Linked DNA regions of Homo sapiens: region 2 is linked to region 1. The links are chromatin loops, found by intact Hi-C in ENCODE. Cell type or tissue: endothelial cell of umbilical vein. All regions are shown on one strand. Region 1 overlaps VTA1 (vesicle trafficking 1). Region 2 has its middle 3.5 kb from the start of ADGRG6.

Region 1 (2,500 bases):
CTAACTAAAGAAGTTAGTTATTAATAACTAACTATAATATTCCGTTGTGTATATACACTATGTGTATATATTAATAACTAAGAAAAACTATATAAAATTCTGATGAACATAATACAAAAAATGTAATACAAAAAAATATAAAATACCTGGGAATCGATCTAACTAAAGCAGTTAGTTATTAATAACTAACTATAATATTCCATTGTATATATACACTATGTGTATATATTAATAACTAAGAAAAACTATATAAAATTCTGTTGAATGTAATACAAAAAATGTAATACAAAAAATACAAATACAAAAAAAAATACCTGGGAACCGATCTAACTAAAGAAGTTAGTTATTAATAACTAACTATAATATTCCATTGTGTATATATTAATAACAGAAAAACTATAAAAAATTCTGATAAATGTAATAGAAGTAGACACATAAAAAATGGAAAGATACTCCATGCTTATGGATTGGAAGAATTAATATTATTAAAATGACAATACTACCCAAAGCAATCTACAGATTCTGTGCAATCCCTATCAAAATGCCAAAGACATTCTTCACAGAATGACATTTTACCAAAAAAAAGAACCCTAAGATTTATGTAGAATGATAGAAGACCCTGAATAGTAAAAGCAAAACTGAGCAAGAGGAGCAAAGCTAAAGGCATCACACTATGTGACTTCAAAATTTACTACAAAGCTATGATAACCAAAACAACATGGTACTGGCATAAAAAACAGACACATGGACCAGTGGAACAGAATAGAGAATCCTGATATACATTTATGCATTTACAACCAACTTATTTTTGACAAAGATGCCGAGAACATACAATGGGGAAAGGACAATTTTTTCAATAAATAGTGCTGGGAAAACTGGATAACTATATGCAAAAGAATGAAAGTAAACCCCCATCTCTCATCCTACACAAAAATCAAGTCAAAATGGATTAAAGACTTACATCTGAAACCTCAAATCTAAGACCTATGAAACTTATAGAAGAAAACATTAGAGAAATGCTCCAGGACATTGGTCTATGCAAAGATTTTTTTGTGTGTAAGACCTCGAAAGCATAGGCAAATAAAGCAAAAATGGCCAAATGGGATTAGATCCAGCTAAAATGCTTCAGCATGGCGAAGGAAAAAATCAACAAAGTGAAAAGACAACCCATGGAATGGGAGAAAATATTTGCAATCCATCTATCTGACAAGGGATTAATAACCAGAATATATAAGGAACTCAGACAACTCAATAGCAAAAAACAAATAATGCAATTCAAAAATGGGCAAAAGATCTAACATTTCGTATATGAAGAAATGCTCAGCATCACTAATCATCAGAGAAATACAAATCAAAATCACATTGCATTATCATTTTACCCTAGTTAAAATGGCTCATACCAAAAGACAGGCATAGAGAACAGTGCAGAGGTTTCTCAAATAACTAAAAATAGAAGTACCATATGATTCAGCAGTTCCAAAGGAAAGGAAAACAATATCCAAAAGAAAGGAAATGAATATGCTGCGAGAAATCTACACTCTCATGTTTATCGCAGCACTATTCACGGTAGCCAAAAAATGGAATCAACCTAAATGGCTATCAGTGGATGAATGAATAAAGAAAATGTGGTGTGTATACACAATGGAATATTATTCAGCCAAAAAAAGGAAAAGAATTCTGTTATTTGCAGCAACATGGATAGAACTAGAGGTCATTGTTTGAAATAAAATAAGCCAAGCACAGAAAGACACATATCGTATGTTCTCACTCACATGTGGGAGCTAAAAAAGGTGGATCTCGTGAAAATAGAGGTAGATTAGTGGTTACCAAAGGCCAGGAAGGAAAGGGGGAAGGAGTGGAGGATGAAAGTGGAAAAAAAAGAATATACGTGTTTTTATTACCACTGAAATGTATGCTTTGAAACTGTAAAGATGGCAAATTATACATGAATATTTTACCTTCATAAAAAATAAATGTAAAAAGTAAAATACAAAACTATAAAACATGTAAAAGATAGCATAAGAGAAAATCCAGATGACTTTGGGTTGAGCAATGACTTTTTAAATGCATGACCTATAAAAGAAAGAAATGATAACGCAGATTTCATTAAGATTAAAATTTTCTGCCCTTCTAAAGATGCTGTCAAGAAAATGAAAAGACAGATCACGAGGTCAGGAGATCAAGACCATCTTGGCTAACACGGTGAAACCCTATCTCTACTAAAAATACAAAAAATTAGCCGGGCGCGGTGGCAGGCGCCTCTAATCCCAGCTACTCGGGAGGCTGAGGCAGGAGAATGGCATGAACACGGGAGGCAGAGCTTGCAGTGAGCTGAGATAGCACCACTGCAGTCCGGCCTGGGCGAAAGAGCGAGACTCCATCTCTTAAAAAAAAAAAAAAAAATGAAAGGACAAGCCACAGACTGAGAGAAAACATTGCAAAAGGCTTATCTGATTAAGGACTGTTAACAAAATATACGTAGAACTCCTAAAGAACAATA
Region 2 (2,500 bases), 88 kb after region 1:
GTAGCATATATGGGGTGGCATATCTTGATCCCCTTCACTAGTTTATCTTACAAAGCCTGTTCTATTGCTCACAAGGTACATAACTTGGCCTACTGCATTCTCTTAAAAAGAGAAAAATGAGAAGCTATCTCTTCTCTCATGTTAGGAAAGAGGTTGGGTGGGGGAGGGGCGGTTTGTGAGATCAGGGAGTTGAGTGGTTTCCAAGAGAAGCTGTGTACCCTGCCCCTCAGATAGAGGCCCAGGAAGGCGGCAAGCCCACAAAGAGAGAAGGGCTGCTTGGAGGGGGCCAGGCTTATGAAGACTGTGATAGGCCATCAAGGGAATCAAGAAAGAGCCTGAAAGAGCCTCACTTACCAGACTGACATTCTATGTGGACCAACGGCCAGCGACCAAAAAGGTTGATATCTACTGACACAAGTAAGCCAAAGACCACTTTCTTCTACCCTCTCTGCTGAAGAAAGCAAGAAACTTGATGAAACAGGAGGACTTGGATTAAGGCAGAATGAAACATAAACATATAAATTTCCAATTGGGTTGAATTATTTACAAATATATATTTATTAATCTACTTGATTTGTAGAATAAAATTTATATATACTCCCTGGCACACAGAAGGTCATTATAGTTACTATTCCTGCTATATTTTATTTCATGTGTATGTCCATCTCTTTTTGGTTAATCTGATGCTTAATTGTATGTGTCAACTTGGCTTGGCCACGGTGTTCAGATATTTGGTCAAACATTATTTTGCATATGTCTGTGAAGGTGTTTCTTGGATGAGATTAACATTTGAATCACTGGACTTTGCATAATGCCCTCTAGGTTCATCCATGTTGTCACAAATCACAGAATTTGTGTTGCTGAAACAATTTTTTGCTGCTCAAAAAGTCAACACTAATTTTTATTTACACAACAGTAATATCCAGTTCAGGAATGGTAAGAATCTCACTGTCATCAGGGCTGAGGTTTGAAATCCACTTTGAGTACATTGCAAAGAGGGCTGACGTTGACTCACATGCACACAGGAAAGGGCAAGTCACATGTGTGGTGAGGAGCCAGACACTGAATGGTTAAAATAACTAGGGCTGTCAAAACTGAATGAAGGAAGGCTGAACAGAGAGATGATAACTGTCTTCAGATATTTGAAAGGCTTATTGTGGATGACAGAATGTGCTTGTTCTGAATGGGAGTTGAAAGCATGAATGTTTGATTCAACCCACAGAAAGAGGAAGCTTCTCACAGTTGAGTGTGCATCAATGTTAAGGGATTCAAACAGATGTTCAATATTCATTTTGTCTGGAATGTTGTCAGAGGATTCCTGTATGTAGAGGAATGTGGTCTTGGCACTTTTCAGTTTAGGATAATGATAATAGGTCGGGCAGAGACAACTAATATTAGCAAATTTCAGGAAATATGCTGAGTGCTTCATGTCATTAGAATGTCTAATGACATCAGAATGTCTCACTGAATCTGCCTAACAGCTCTACGAGTTAAACACTATAAGTATTATTATTCTTATTTTACAAATCAAGCTTAGTTTACATAGTAAACTGCCAGAGTTCACAATGCTGAGAAATCACAGGGTCAAGTTTAGAATCCAGGTCTATTGCATTAAAAGACTATGTACTTTCCACTATACACTCCATTTTCCTAACATGCTTTTTCAAAAGAAAAGAACAAATTCTTAGTTTGAGGACAAAACTGTCAAAATATACAGATTTTATTAACAAACTGACCAATGAAAGGCACTGATTCATTGAAATATTTTAGCTATGATTCTGATCATATATTAATTTCAATGCATAAAATTATGAACATTTTAACATATAATAATGGCACGTGTGAAAACTACTATCTTCTTGATGTATGTCCATTTTTTTTCGGTTAATGTCATGGTTCATTTTATGTGTTAACTTGGCTTGGCCATGGTGTCCAGATTTGGCCAAACGTTATTCTGTGTGTGTCTCTGATGGTGTTTCTTGGATGAGATTAACATTTGAATCAGTGGGTCTTGCATAATGTCCTCTAGGTCCATCCACGTGTCACAAATGACAGAATTTCTAACTTAAAGGTTGAACGGCATTCTGATGTGTATATATTCCACGTTTTCTTTACCCATTCATCCACTGATGGACAGAAAGAGAAATAGCAAATAATCTCACTTATATGTGGAATCTGAAACAAACTCATAAGAGTAGAGAGTACAATGGTGGTTACCAGAGGCTAGAGGGTGAGGTGGGGTGGAATGGTGAAATGTTGGTCAAAGGATACAAAGTTTCAGTTAGAAGGAATAAGTTTTTGAAATCTATTTCACAGCATTGTGAATATAGATAATAATGCCTTGCATATTTCAAAATTGCTAAATTTCAAATGTTCCTATCACAAAAATGATAGACATGTTAATTAGCTTGATATAATCATTCCACATGGAATAAAAATATAAAAATATCACATTGTATCCCATAAATATATACAATTATAATATGTCAATTAAAGATAA

What was found. Peaks named below come from ENCODE experiments on the same cell type or tissue, not always from the same donor. Only the 100,000 strongest peaks of a DNase experiment are listed, where the experiment ranks them.
Region 2: it touches region 1 in a loop (8-fold over the local background); 2 of 110 quality-filtered maps call a loop at or near these places.

What each region holds. Positions count from the first base shown.
Region 1 is chr6:142,209,327-142,211,826 of GRCh38, forward strand. The region is part of intron 7 of VTA1 (vesicle trafficking 1); the gene reads left to right. Among named protein-coding and RNA genes, the nearest start is that of LINC02919, 49 kb to the right of the region's middle. In endothelial cell of umbilical vein, no CTCF peak of the experiment used is centred here; a DNase peak (open chromatin) is centred at 1,495; H3K27ac peaks cover 1,067 bases.
Region 2 is chr6:142,297,232-142,299,731 of GRCh38, forward strand. No RefSeq gene overlaps it. Among named protein-coding and RNA genes, the nearest start is that of ADGRG6, 3.5 kb to the right of the region's middle. In endothelial cell of umbilical vein, no CTCF peak of the experiment used is centred here; a DNase peak (open chromatin) is centred at 1,170; H3K27ac peaks cover 1,821 bases.